Regions from separate parts of the Homo sapiens genome. Here region 1 is linked to region 2. Evidence: chromatin loops called from intact Hi-C (ENCODE). Cell type or tissue: Calu3. All regions are shown on one strand.

Region 1 (8,000 bases), 150 kb after region 2:
TCACTGACTCTCTTTTCGGACTCAGCCCGCCTGCACCCAGGTGAAATAAACAGGCTTGTTGCTCACACAAAGCCTGATTGGTGGTCTGTTCACACGGACGCATGTGACAATCCTGACTTCTTTTATTCTGCTGATGCTGCACCCCTTGACACTTACAACACTCCGGTGCCTTACATATTGTGAATTAAATAGAATTTAAGGTATTCGACAGTCTATTATCTCATTTTCCTGTACTGCCCTAATTCCTCCCTCATTTTCCAATATGCTTTCTTCTACATAATGAGATCTCAACCTGGATGCCCTCCTTGGGAAGATCACAAACATTGTTGACTCCATGCTGCATTGCCAACCCTGACCCCCGTGACAGCCACGCTCTTCCCCTTACTCTGCCCTTAACATCCATATCATTCTGACCCTACAGGACCTCAACCACTACCCACTCCCCTTCATCTACATTACCTCAAATTCAGCCTATCCTTCAAGAACATTACCTTGAAGGCCCATGTTACCATCCATATCTTATATCAAATGACATCAACCCTGTCTACTCTGACAGCCAATGATTTTTTTTCTTCCGGCTGATGGAAGAGCCTCTACCAGAAGATTTACTTTATTATGACAGAATAATATACCATAATATACCAAACCACCTGCAGATACCTACCTTCTGACCAGACTCCAACATTAACTAACTGTGTGAGATAGAGCAAGCCTTATTTTCCTAGGTATAAAATAAAAGGGTCTAAATGAAACAACCTCACAAATCAAGCATCTCTATGGGCCACCTGAACTAAATCTTTAATCCCTCCTTTCTTTACTTCAATATTTTTAAATAATACCTTTTACCTTTCAATAATAATAATAGATGTTAACATTTCAATACCTTTTAAATAGTACCTTTTACTTCAATACCTTTTAAAAGAATTGGGAAAAATTTGTAGCAAACTTACTAACAGAAATGAAAAAGTAGTCCCGACAGAGAGGATGATGTCCCAAAGGAAATGTTGCAGTCAAAAAAAAAACTTCACATGAAGAGAACTCTCAGAGATATTTCACAACATGGAAAGCACACAGGATAAGATGTTGGAAACAGATACAAACTTAAAAAGGAGTATGACAATTCACTGTTGACCAAAAAAAAAAAATCAAACTCTGTAAAATATTTAAAAAGGTTTATTCTGAGCCAAATATGAGCGACCAAGTCCTGTGACACAGCCCCAGGAGGTCCTGAGAACCAAGGTGGTTGTGTTACAGTTTGGTTTTATAAAATTTAAGGTGATAGAAGTTAAAGGCAGAAATCAACCAATACATGGATGGTGTACATTGGTTCTGTCTGAAAAGGTGGAACAACTCAAAGGGCTGGCAGGGAGCGGGCAGTGGGGGCACACTCCAGGTCATACATAGAGTTGAAGATTTTCTGATTGGCAACTGGCTGAAAGAGTTGTTATTATCTAAAGACCTAGAATCAATAGAAAAGAATGTCTGGGTTAAAATAAGATGTTTTGCAGACCAAGGTTTTATCATGCAGATGAAACCTCCAGTAAATGTCCAGTAAATGTCTCTAATCAGACTTAAAAAGGTGCCAGACTCTTAATTAATATCTCCTGGATCAGGAAAAGACCTGGAAAAGGAAAGGGGATTCTCTACAAAATGTAGATTTTCCCCACAAGAGACAGCTTTCCAGGGCCATTTCAAAATATGTCAAAGAAATATATTTTGGGATAAAATACTTTCATTTATTTTAGGTCCTGCTGTTATGTGATGCTATACTAGAATCAGGTAGGAATTTGGTGTCTTATTGCTACAAAGAGTCTGTTTTGTCAGTCTTAAGATGTGTTGTAATACGAATGCAGTCAGCTGTGCCTGAATTGCAAAGGGAGGAGAGTACAATGAGAAATGTCTGACTCCCCCTTCCCATCATGGCCAGAACTAGTTTCTGAGGTTTACTTTGGTTGATTTCCCTTCTAGAGGAGGAATCCATTCAGTCGGTTGGATGTGCTTAAGATTTTATATATGGTTCACATCACCAAGACAAGGAAAAGATGTTCACTGTTTTATAAGAGGGCAAATACTGTTCAAGCTACACTTGATAAGTTTTCTACTTCTCAGTGTTTTAAATTCTGAATGTTCTAGTGTTTAAGTTGCAGTATACTAAGTATTAGTTTTATACATTTATAACCGAGAGTAAGAGAGTTTTTAATGTTTTGACCAAAATTTTTAGCGGTCATGTTAACAATTGTGATTCTTCCCATTGATTATTGAGATTGCACATTTTTCGCTTGCACAGTTATTTTTATGACGCCACACTACTGAGCAAAGTGAGAGCTGTTTATATTGATTTGCATATTTATAAGTTGACATTTCAATTTTTCATCACAAATTTAAATAGTTGCTATATAGGTAAAGGGAAAGTTTCCCGTTCAACCTCAGAAAGTTCGCTAAAAAATCAACTCATAAAAGGCAGATTAATAGGAGAAAAAGCATACAAATTTATTTGATCATAGCTTTGCATGACGCAGGAGCCTTCAGAATGAAGTCCCAACTTCCTAATGCAGAAGCTTATATACCATCTTGAGGTTACAGAAAGAATAGAGGCATGGATCCTGGCAAACTAGGTATGGGACAGGGAGAAGAGGAATTCTGTTGAAGAACAATAAGTAATTACTAGGCAGAATTCAGTGGACTTGCAGAACATACAATGGTCTAGGACAAAGTCTATTAGGCCTGCAGAGCAGGCAATGGTTTGTGACAAAAGTCTGTACAGGTTTTTTAACAGACGTTAGTCTTCCTTCCTGCGATATGCATTGAGGACTGAACTTTGACCTTTTGTCTTTTGCCCAAATTCCTATCTAAGGGACCTTCGGAATCACACCCTAGAAACCATAGATTCTGGTTTGCTATTAACCTGGTATAATGTGGATTCCTTTCCAACCCGACTTTAGTATAGCATCACACGACAGAGAGCAGACCCTCTGTATCTTAACTCAAGCATTTCTTTCTACCGACTTCAAGTGTTTATACAACAGTTTAACTCTCTCAGTTGTCATCTTGAGAATCCCTAAAACCCATCTATGATTTGTAAGCCCCAGTTTCAAGACGTCTGCCTGTTCAGGCCGGACCAATGTCCTGCCTGTTCAGGCCAAATTTTGTATGTATTGATTTATTATTTTACTTGCAATTTCTGTCTCTCTGAAATGTGTAAAACCAAACAGTAGCCCAACCACCTCGGGTGCGCTTTCTCAGGCCCTCTTGAGATTGTGCAACTATGGGCCGTGGTCATTCATATTGGCTTATAATTAACCTCTGTAAATATACATTGGCAGAATTTGTGTTTCTCATCATCGGGGTTCAGTTAATGAAAACTCATGGAAGAGACCAAAGGTTTTTGTTTTCTTCTCTTGTAGGTCCAGACTTTAGGTAGATAAGGAAATTTAGAGAGCAACTTCATCCTATGCTTTGGGAGAAATGGGGGAAGGTGGGGGCCTCAGAGAGACTATGAGGCTCAAAGTCCAGTTCAAAGCAGCATATTTTGGAGTATCTGTTTCCAGGCTCTAACACTACTAAAGATGTAATTTCCAGCAAATTTCTCCTTGAAGTTGTGCAAAATATGCAAGTGAACATTGACTGGTGCCTAAATAAAGGAGGCTTTGTACATATCGGTATTTTAAATCTTCCCCACAACACACACACACACACATCCACCATAACCACCCCACACTTCTCTCTTTGGAGTTCCTTCTTATGTAAAGTGGGAGAAAGATTTTCTTTTCCTAAGCAAAGTTTGAAAAGGACAACCCAGCATATTCTCAGGGAGAGTTTTATGGAAATTGAGGGTCTGGAACTTGTTTTCCCTAAAACTACTTGTGGCCACATACACCTTAATTTTGGTGCACCTGCAGGGTAAGTAGTGCCCCAGTTTAAAGACCCTGGCTATTAATATCCTATGACGCTGATCTAGAGCCCAGTTCCTTTCCTCTACCCTCACCCTCTCTTTCTATGGCTTTGGTTTTATTGAACTAGTGGCACCTTTCTCAGCTGCAGTTCATGGAGCTATTAATATGTCATGGGCTTTCTGGCTTGGTTTGCTGGCTTTGTACTGTACTCAGCCAGTGCCTACAGAGGGTAAGCTGCGCCAGGTTCTTGTGAATGAAAAGAAAGGAATCATCACAAGGCACACCCCATTGCATCTTTTCCCAAGCAGCTTCCTGCGTACTGACTTGTACTAACAATGAAAGGGAAATTTCTTAGGTGTAATTTTCCACACCCCAAGTTCAAACAGCACAAGCTTGCTCAACCTGAAGCCCACAAGGAATGTTTTACAGATAATCAGTATGTTCTAACTTAATTCCTCACATCTCTTAAGAAGGATCACTTACATCTCTTAAGGAGTCAGCCAAGTCAACACGATATAATAAAACCCAATTGGAACTGTGGACCCAGTGCTGCCAGGACTCTCTTTCAGTCTCTTTTGTTTTTATATATTTTTCTGCATATGGGCCTCATCCTCTCTCGTTAGTGAGTAGTTTTCTTTATTATTATTATTATTATTGTTATTATTTTACTTTAAGTTCTGGGATACGTGTGCAGAACATGCAGGTTTGTTACACAGGTACACACCTGCCATGGTGGTTTGCTGCACGCATCAACTTCTCATCTACATTAGATATTTCTCCTAATGCCATCCCTCCCCTGACAGGCCCCAGTGTGTGATGTTCCCCTTCCTGTGTCCATGTGTTCTCATTGTTCAGCTCCCACTTATGAGTGAGAACATGCGGTGTTTGGTTTTCTGTTCCTATGTTAGTTTGCTGAGAATGATGGTTTCCAGCTTCATCCATGTCCCTGCAAAGGACATAAACTCATACTTTTTTGTGTGTCTGCATAGTATTCCATGGTGTATATATGCCACATTTTCTTTATCCAGTCTATCATTGATGGGCATTTAGGTTGGTTCCAAGTTTTCGCTATTCTGAACAGTGCTGCAATAAACATACATGTGCATGTGTGTTTATAGTAGAATGATTTATAATCTTTGGGTATACACCCAGTAATGGGATTGCTGGGTCAAATGGTATTTCTGGTTCTAGATCCTTGAGGAATCACCACATTGTCTTCCACAATGGTTGAACTAATTTACATTCACACCAACAGTGTAAAAGCCTTCCTATTTCTCCACATCCTCTCCAGCATCTGTTGTTTCCTGACTTTTTAATGATCGCCATTCTAACTGGCATGAGATGGTATCTCATCGTGGTTTTGATTTGCATTTCTTTAATGACCAGTGATGATGAGCTTTTTCTCATATATGTGTTGGCCACATAAATGTCTTCTCTTGAGAAGTGTCTGTTCATTTCCTTTGCCCACTTTTTGATGGGGTTGTTTTTTTCTTGTAAATTTGTTTAAAAGTTCCTTGCAGATTCTGGATATTAGTCCTTTGTCGGATGGATAGATTGCAAAAATTTTCTCCCATTCTGTAGGTTGTCTCTTCACTCCGATGATCGTTTCTTCTGCTGTGCAGAAGCTCTTTAGTTTAATTAGATCCACTTTGTCATTGGCTTTTGTTGCCATTGCTGTTGGTGTTTTAGTCATGAACTCTTTGCCCATGCCTATGTCCTGAATAGCATTGCCTAGGTTTTCTTCTAGGGTTTTTATGGTTTTAGGTCTTACATTTAAGTCTTTAATCCACCTTGAGTTAATTTTTGTATAAGGTGTAAGGAAGGGGTCCAGTTTTCTGCATGTGGCTAGCCAGTTTTCCCAATACCATTTATTAAATGGGGAATCCTTTCCCCATTGCTTGTTTTTCTCAGGTTTGTCAAAGATCAGATAGCTGTAGATGTGTGGTGTTATTTCTGAGGCCTCTGTTCTGTTCCATTGGTCTATATATCTGTTTTGGTACCAGTACCATGCTGTTTTTGTTACTGTAGCCTTGTAGTATACTTTGAAGTCAGGTAGTGTGATGCCTCCAGCTTTGTTCTTTTTGCTTAGGGTTGTCTTGGTGATATGGGCTCTTGTTTGGTTCCATATGAAATTTAAAGTAGCTTTTTCTAATTCTGTGAAGAAAGTCAATGGTAGCTTCATGGGGATAGCATTGAAACTATAAATTACTTTGGGCAGTATGGCCATTTTCACGATATTGATTCTTCCTATCCATGAGCATGGAATGTTTTTCCATTTGTTTGTTTCCTCTCTTATTGCCTTGAGCAGTGGTTTGTAGCTCTCCTTGAAGAGGCCCTTCACATTCCTTGTAAGTTGTATTCCTAGGTATTTTATTGTCTGTAGCAATTGTGAATGGAAGTTCACTCATGATTTGGCTCTCTGTTTGTCTATTTTTGGTGTATAGGAATGCTTGTGACTTTTGTACATTGATTTTGTATCCTGAGATCTTGCTGAAGTTGCTTATCAGCTTAAGGAGATTTTGGGTTGAGATGATGGGGTTTTCTAAATATACAATCATGCCATTTGCAAACAAAGACAATTTGACTTCCCCTCTTCATATTTGAATACCCTTTATTTCTTTCTCTTGCCTGATTGCCCTGGCCAGAACTTCTAATACTATGCGAATGGGAGTGGTAAGAGAGGGCATCCTTGTCTTGTGTCAGTTTTCAAAGGGAATGCTTCTAGCTTTTGCCCTTTCAGTATGATATTGGCTGTGGGTTTGTCATAAATAGCTCTTATTATTTTGAGATACATTCCATCAATACCTAGTTTATTGAGAGTTTTTATCATGAAGGGGTGTTGAATTTTATCAAACGCCTTTTCTGCATCTATTGAGAATCATGTGGTTTTTGTCATTGGTTCTGTTTATGTGATGGATTATGTTTATTGATTTGCATATATTGAACCAGACTTGCATCCCAGGGATGAAGCTGACTTGATTGTGGTGGATAAGGTTTTCGATGTGCTGCTGGATTCAGTTTGCCAGTATTTTATTCAGGATTTTTGCATCGATGTCATCAGGAATATTGACCTGAAATTTTCTTTCTTTTTTTTTTTTTTTTTTTTTGTATCTCTGTCAGGTTTTGATATCAGGCTGATGCTAGCCTCATAAAATGAGTTATGGAGGAGTCCCTCTTTATCTACTGTTTGCAATAGTTTCAGAAGGAATGGTACCAGGTCCTCTTTGTATCTCTGGTAGAATTCGGCTGTGAATCTGTCTGGTCCTGGGCTTTTTTTGTTGGTAGGCTATTAATTACTGCCCCAATTTCATACCACCACTGGGGTATGAAAAAAAACTTTTGCAGCTAGCTCGCTGTCTGCCCAAATGGCCGCCTAGTTTTGTGCCTGAAACCCAGGGCCCTAGTAGTGTAGGCACCTGAGGGATTCTCCTGGTCTGCGGGTTGCGAAGACCATGGGAAAAGCGTAGTATCTGGGCTGGAATGCGTTGTTCCTCACAGCACAGTCCCTCATGGCTTCCCTTGGCTAGGGGAGGGAGTTCCCCAACCCCTTGCACTTCCCAGGTGAGGTGACATCCCACCCTGCTTCAGCTTGCCCTCCATGGGCTTCACCCACTGTCTAACCAGTCCCAATGAGATGAGCTGGGTATCTCAGTTGGAAATGCAGAAATCACCCACCTTCTTCATTGATCTCACTGAGAGCTGCAGTCCAGAGCTATTCCTATTCAACCATCTTTCATGGTGAATTAGCTGAATAGTTTTCCATATGTTTGGGTAAACATATAGAAAACTCTTGAATTTGACCTCCTACAACTTCTACCATATAAACCAAAATTAAAATTCTAAGCCTTTCAACTGACTGATGGATCCTCCTCTTGGCCAAGGGCATTCCAAAGTAAACCTGATAATCTATTTCTGGGTTCTGGCCATGATGGAAATGATGTGGTGGGGTGGGGGCAGGACAGACACGCCTTACTGTACTCTTCTCCCTTTGGAATTCAGGCACAATGAACCAGCATTAACATTAAAACAGAGATCTTAAGCCTGACAAAACAGACTCTGTAGCAATAAGACACCAAATTCCTACCTGACTCTATATAGCATCATATG
Region 2 (8,000 bases):
CCTGCCCCATCTTATTCTTACAAAACAAACAGCTTTTTCCCTCCTGTGCCAGCAGCTACCACAGACAGTTTCTATCCTTTTTAAATTTGTACCTGCTGAGGGAAGAGAAGGCTTCCCTTCCTACATAACTTTGGTGTGCTCAAGAGAGAAGGCAGGAGAAGTTTCCCTCTGGGCCAGCAACCTCCTTTTCCCAATTCATAAGCTCTCAGTCATACCGCTGTTGCCACGTCACACTGTTGAGGACTGTGCAAGAAAGGTTCACGTGGCTCAGGGTGCTTTCTTTGGCAAGGAAAGGTGGTAGCTCTGGAAGTTGGTTTGGCTTCAAGAGAGAGAGGGCTCGGTTTATGCTATGTCATTATTTCCAAATCAACATAAAAGGTAAGGCTCCTCACCAGGGCCAGCACATGTTGAGTGGTTTGGTTGGGTTATGACATTACTTGGAGCCATTCTTGGATATGTTATCTTTACACCAGCTTGCCTAAAAATATTTAAAAGATGCAATTCAAGCTAAGAAGATTTTTATATTTCTTTCATACATGGAGAAACCCCTAGATTGGAATAATCCAGGATTTGTGTTGGCACACCTCATGCCTTCTACCGTAAACATGCTTTCTCAACTCAGAAATGGTGCTTTTAAAAAATAAAATATCGGCGGGGCATGGTGGCTCACGCCTGTAATCCTAGCACTTTGGGAGGCCGAGACAGGTGGATCGCGGGTTCAGGAGATCCAGACCATCCTAGCTAACACGGTGAAACCCCGTCTCTACTAAAAATACAAAAAAAAAAAAAAAAAAAAATTAGCCAGGTGTAGTGGCAGGCGCCTGTAGTCCCAGCTACTCGGCAGGCTGAGGCAGGAGAATGGCGTGAACCGGGGAGGTGGAGCTTGCAGTGAGCGGAGATCGCGCCACTGCACTCCAGCCTGGGCGACAGAGCGAGACTCCGTCTCAAAAAACTAAATAAATAAATAAATAAATAAATAAAACATCAGGGAGGAGTTGGTTGGAATTTCGCATCTCCATGTGGAACACGTTTCAATATCTTTGATCTTTAAAGAAATCATGCCTTAAGTTTACCCTCTTTTTTGCTGTACTTTACCTATTGACTTCCATAATTGAAAAAGTCAACAAAAATAATTTATAGAAAAGTGATCAACACCCAAAAAGCCACATATCCAGACTCCATCCACAGGAAAGCAGCATGCTTCATTGACTATTATGGAAGGAGTTTGGACAGGATGATTTTTAAATCATCTCCCAGTCTTAACAGTCTATGTACTTAGAACTTAAACTTAGTGTTAAGGGGAAAAAAAATGAAAGAATTGTTCCCAGTCCCTGTTCCCAATTCTACTTCTAATTTTTTTTATTTTTATTTTTAAAATTCTTTTTATTTTTATTTTTAATTTTGTTTACTTTAAGTTCCAGGATGCATGTGTGGAATGTGCAGGTTTGTTACATAGGTATACATGTGCCATGGTGATTTGCTGAACCTATCAACCTGCCAACTAGGTTTTAAGCCCTGCATGCATTAGCTAATTGTCCTGATGCTCTCCCTCCCCTCACCACCCCTCCTGCCTACAGGCCCACATCCCTCCTGCCTACAGGCCCTGGTGTGTGTTGTTCCCCTCCCTGTGTCTATGTGTTCTCATTGTTCAACTCCCACTTATGAGTGAGAACATGTGGTGTTTGGTTTTCTGTTCCTGTGTTAGTTTGCTGAAGGTGATGGCTTCCAGCTTCATCTATGTACCTGCAAAGGACATGATCTCATTCCTTTTTATGGCTGCATAGTATTTCATAGTATATATATATATGTATGACTTGTACACAGTGACATGCACAGATCTTAAATATATAGCACTTTAGCACTACTCTGATCAAGATAAGAATAACACCAGTCCTTGACAGGCTCCCTTATGCCCCTTCTCAGTCTCTGTCTCCCCAAAGGTAATGTCTATTTTCTACTTTATCACCACAGATTAGTTTTGTCTATTTTTAAATTTTAAAATTTAAAATAACTTAAATATTTTTAAATATATTGATGGACTCATACAATATACACTCTTGTGTCTAGATTTTTTCATGCAGTATACTTCTGTGAGATCCATCCATGTTGTTTGAGTGTAGCAGTAGTTCATTCTTTTTCATTTCTACTTTATATTCCATTGTACAATTATATCACAGCATGTCTATCCTTTCTACCATGAATAAATATTCGGACTGTTTCTAATTTTTGGCTATTGTGAATAAGCTCTTAAGAACATTCTTGTACATGTTTTTAGTTTTCCCAGTTTTCTTTTCTTTTTTTTTTCTTTTTTTTGCACATAAGCACTCGTTTCTGCTGGGTGCATAGCCAGGAGTACAGTTGTAGAGCCACAGGGTCATATTTAGCTTTAGAAGATATTGTCAAACAGTTTCCCAAAGTGGTGTGACCACCAAAACCACCCTCCTCTTGTTTACCCCCTACCTCACTGGCCATTCTTTCTCAATTTTTTTTTGCCAATCCTTCGTAATAGCCCAGTGTTTTAACAAAGAAGTACCCTATTCAAATCCACATCTCCTTTTGGCCTCATCCTCCTTTTCCCTTTCCCTACCTTATTTTTCTTTATATCAATTATAACCATTTATAATAATGTATAATTCGCCAAGGTATTTACTGTCTTTAACCCTGTATATTTTAAGGGGTATAAGCTTCATGAGAACAGAACTTGTGCTACTTTTATTCCCTGATACATTCCCTGTACCCAGAACAGTCTCTGGCACATAGCAAGCACTCAATAAATATTTGATGAATAATTGAGTGATTAACTGAATGGAGGAAATGTTAGGGAAAAATGGTAAGAGGCAGTGGAGAGATATATTCTCCCCCAAAATCTTTAATGAATCGCTAGTATGGATGTAGCCCTGTTTGAACCTGGACATTCTGAACTTTATATGAATTGCATCATCAAAGTTTAAGTTCCAAAGGCAGGTGTCCTTGAGTTCCTGACTGGGACAGAGATGAGTGGAGAGGAATCAAATCCTGAAAAACATCTGGCTTTGTTTTTTGTGGCAAGTGTCAAGGTCCCTCAAAAAAAGTGCCCAAAATAACTTTATAATCACTTTAAACTGAAACGTAAACTAAAGAATTGTGCAGTTTGGCAGCCACTGACGTCACATCATTTCATCCAGTTCTAACCAGAAGCTTCCCAGGAACACAATAGCTGTTGAATCATTAGCCAGGGTGTGTAACTGGAGCCAGCTACCAATCTGGCCTAAACCCTGAGTTATACAATAAAAGTAGTTTGTAAGCTAGACTGAAATCTCTGTGGCCAGAACAAACAGTTAAACTGAAAATTATCACAAGGAAAGGCCAAAGTCAACAAGTTTGGTAGTGACTCAAAAAAAAAAAAAAAAAAAAAAAAAAAAAAAGCAAGGAGCTCTTGGCTTTGGCCCAGGGCAGACCAAGGAAACAGAGGATAGGTGAGAGATGCAGGCTCACATCAGGTCAAGGACAAGGTGGAGGGCACCCAGAATGTTTGATGGCATTCAGTATTCATTTTGCATTCTGTGTTCTTGGAAAGCCAGGGTGCAGCCTGGGCCTCCCAAAGGTATTAGCAGTGTCAGGCACCTGATGGCCTAATGCCACTTACAGAAGCAGATTTCTAAAATCTCACTGGAGATCTAAATCAGGAAGACCAAGAACAGAATGAAGTGATGGGGAAGGCTTTGTTGTTAGCGCTGGAGACTATTTTCAAAATAAGCTGAGTTTATCCAAGATTCTTGGCCATTGAGCAACTTTTTCAAAGGTAATCGAGGTTGGTTGTCCCAACCCTTCTTCTTCTTAAAGTACAAAAAGACATTTGGCCAATAAACCACTACACAAATATTTCTGTTCTTAGGTTTCTGACTATATTTTGTCTTATATGACATACTGCTTTTATGCTTCCTTCTAAATTTTAATTATGAGAAGAGTAGAGCCTATGATTTACCCATCTGTAAATCTTCCCCCAAACCACGACCTCCACCTAGTTCAGGGCTTTGAACATGATAGGAACTCAGTAAACATTGTTGAAATGAATGGAATATCTTTCAAATGTGTGAGGAATCATACTATGTTTAAGGCATATTGAAACTCTGCTATGGTATGATTTCTTCCTCGCAACCACCAGCACAATAGAACCAAACTGGTTTGTCCACACTTCCTGCCCAGGTAACTGGAGGTGAAACTTTTGCTCACCTTAAAATATTTGTCATATTGCCTTAATGTCTTTGCCCACAGAATTAATGGAAATACTTGGGTTTACTGATAATTGATAATTGGGCTTAAAAATATTTGTGTAGTAAACATAGCCAGACTATGTCCTATGTGCCCAAAACATCTCTCAGTGATTAAAAGTATTCTGTTTTGAAAATAAATAAGCATGATGATGCATGCTGGGGTTTGGTAATAATTTGCTACGTTTGGTTCAAATTAGTCAGTTCCTTTCAAAGTCATTGAAGAGTAAAATATGAACTGCCATGCAATGAGGCTGACCTGGAACTCTCACTTCCCCAAGTCATTTCTTGGCCATAGGTCGGTGGTGACCATTTCATGGCCTGTTTGAGGAGAAAGCACTGGAAAGAAGCTTTTTATTGTTGTTTTATTGTTGTCTTCTTCTCTGTTTTATGCCTTTTTCTGTGGTACAATTACCAACGTGTGTGATATCTAGTACTGTCTGTTTAAATATAGTCTCCCTTCTGCTTATAATGTTTTCTTCTTTATAGAGACATTTCTTTTAAAAGTGCTTACACCTATATTTCATCAGTGCTTACACCTATATTTGATAAGATGGGAGTGGAGGAGAAGGAGGAGTGCGTAGAAAGAAAGCTTGTAGTATTAAGAAAAACTATGAGTTTGTAGAATCTCACCTTGGCAGGAAATGGTTGAAGACACTAAAGACACTGATGTGGAATGAGTGAGCTTGCCCTGTTTTGGAATTTTAAAAACTGAAGCTTTCTTTCATATAGTTGCTGGATGTTTTCTTTTTCAGCTGTATGAAATAAATAGTACCACCTTTGTTAAACCCCAGTAATGAACATTGTGATGGTTAATTTTATGTGTCAATTTGACTAGGCTACAATACCTATATATTGAGTAAAACACCAGTCTAGATGTTGCTGTGAAGCTGTTTTTAGATGAGCTTAATATTTAAATCAGAGACTTTCAATAAAGCAGACTACCCCTCATAATGTGGGTGAACCTTTTCCAATCAGTTGAAGGCTTTGAGAGAAAAAGACTGAGGTCCTCCAAATAGGAAGAAATTCTGCCTCCAGGCTACCCTTGGACTCAAGTTACAACATTAAGTCTTCTCGCCAGCCTGCTGACTTACCCAGAATTTGGAATTGTTAGCCCCCACAATCACATGAGCCAATTCCTTAAAATGTCTCTCTCTCTCTCTCTCTCTGCTCTCTCTCTCTCCCGCCCCCCTTCTCTCTCTCTCTTTCTCTCTCACTACATACACACACACGTTTTATTTGTTGTTCTGTTTCTGTGGAGAATCCTGACTAATACAAATACATACCAAAACAAAGTTAGTATTGGACTTCTTGAGGCCAATAATACAGGTATTGTATGCAAGGTAAAAATTAAATAAACCCTAGGTTGCTGAGAGCCATTGCCTTAACTCTGAAAGGAAATGTTAGCCTATTGAGTATTATTTCCTGAAATGTCACTTAGACTGAGAAAGTTTCATCTGGAGCCCCTTCATTTCAGAGAAAGTTGCTCAGATTGCCTTATAGTTAGCTCTACCTTGACTAGAATATAATCTACAAAAAAGTTATTATACATTGATACCTACTATTCACCAGGTATTTTGCATACATTTATTCTTATTTTTATAACAACCCTGCAAGATAATATTGTTATACTCATTTTATAGATGAAGAAATTGCCCTAGTAAGTACTTTGCCCATTGATTTGCCTCAATCATATCAAATGTAAGTATATCAAATGTAAGTATAATGAACTGTGAATTAATCACTTAATCACCACTATTAATTGAAGACATGCTTATATGCACTGAGTATATACTCTACTGGATTATGAAGGATGTATATTTTAGAAAGATTTTCCAAAAGCATGGAAACTGTATGATCAACTCTCAATCCTTCAGAAAAATTAAGCATTACAGTAGTTATAGTTATTTTTCCAGCTGCTGCCTCATCAAAGACCTCCAGTCTCTTACAATCAGCTGCCTAGTTGACATCTCCACTTGATTATATGACACATTAAATCTCAGATTTAACTTGTCCCTGGTTTCCTTCCTTTCCTTATACACCACCTCCAATCAATCAGTCAGTCCTCCAAAGATGCCTGAGTCAGACTACAACTCATTATTTCTCCTGATAGAATTTTAACCCAAACCACCACTTCATTCAAGATTGCCCTAAAAGCCTCCTAACTTGTTATATTAGGTATAACAAGTAATCTAGAGGTGATTTAAAATACATGGGAGGATGTGTATAAGTTATATGCAAATATTATACTACTTTATATGAGGAACCTGAGCATGCACGGATTTTGATATCCACAGTGCAGGGACCCTGGAACCAACCCTTCATGGACATACAAAGAGATGATTGTGACATGTAATTATATACATTATATAACGTAGTATATATAATTATGCTATATTTTATGTATTATATAAATTGTATATATTCATGTGCTATTATAATATAATTATACTACAATATATTTGTTGTATATTGCAGAATTATATATAAAGATAATATTATTATATATATTTACTCTATAAGTCAATGATACTCCTCAGAATCACATTATTATCATAGGTCCACGCTGGCCCCTCTTTTAATTTCTTTTATTCATTCATTTCTTCTTACTTCTCTTCCTACTTCTTTCTCCAATCCCCCCTCCACAGAATAGGCAAGCATTCTAATGTGCTTAATATATATCCTTTTATATGTTTTTACAAAATATGTGAAACTTTTTATTGTCTGTTTTACAAAATATGTATTTCATGTGCATGAATTTTAAATTTATGCCAATAAAATTATTTACAGATTTCATTCCTGTTTCTTTTCCTTCTATTTAAAAAGTGAGACATAGGTTTCTAGCATCCACTCATGTTGCTCTAGGCATATGTACTCTGTCACTGTTTCTGCTGTATAGTTCTTCATGACAGGAATACTCCATTTTCAATCTCTTTCTTTCTCACTGAATGGACACCAAGATCATCTCTAATTTCCACCACCTAAAGCAACAGTATGATGAGCTTCCTTGAAAATGTGACCTCAGGATACTGTGTGAGAACTTCTTTTTGTTGATTATCCAGAAGTATAATCGCTGAGTCATAAAGTGTGGGGATGTTTACTAGGACTAAGGACGGCTAGACTGATCTCTGCAACAGTCTCTACTCTCCCAGGAAGATGCCACAACATTCCCATTATCATTTGGCAATGTCCAGCTTTCTCATTTTTTGCCAGTTTAACATGTGTAAAGTAATGTCTCATTATTGATTAATTTACATTTCTGTGACTACTAATGAGTTTGAGAGCAGTTTTTCATATGTTTGCTAGCCTTTTGGATTTTCTCTTTTGTAAACTACCCAATCATATCCTTAGCACACTTTTTTATTGGGGATTTCTGTCTTCTTGTTGTTGTTGATTTGCTCTTTTGTAAATTACCCAATCATGCCCTTAGCACATTTTTTTTTAATCGGGGATTTCTTTCTTCTTCTTCTTGTTGATTTGCAAGTATTTCTCATGCTAAATATTGGTCTTTCATGGTTTTAGATATTTAAACATCTCTCAGTATGTAACCTGTCTGTAAACTTTATCCATGACATGCTTCATCCAACAGAAAGACCTAATTATGATGTAATCAAGTTCATCAATTATTTTATTCATAATTTATTAATTTTAAGGGAAAATACTGTTTTTTTTTTTAAATTTACTTCTATTTTTTTTTATTATACTTTAAGTTTTAGGGTACATGTGCACATTGTGCAGGTTAGTTACATA

The links. Peaks named below come from ENCODE experiments on the same cell type or tissue, not always from the same donor. Only the 100,000 strongest peaks of a DNase experiment are listed, where the experiment ranks them.
Region 1: it touches region 2 in a loop (6-fold over the local background); 4 of 110 quality-filtered maps call a loop at or near these places.

What each region holds. Positions count from the first base shown.
Region 1 is chr1:173,124,749-173,132,748 of GRCh38, forward strand. No RefSeq gene overlaps it. Among named protein-coding and RNA genes, the nearest start is that of TNFSF18, 78 kb to the left of the region's middle. In Calu3, no CTCF peak of the experiment used is centred here; a DNase peak (open chromatin) is centred at 3,253.
Region 2 is chr1:172,973,342-172,981,341 of GRCh38, forward strand. No RefSeq gene overlaps it. Among named protein-coding and RNA genes, the nearest start is that of TNFSF18, 74 kb to the right of the region's middle. In Calu3, no CTCF peak of the experiment used is centred here; DNase peaks (open chromatin) are centred at 3,200 and 4,160.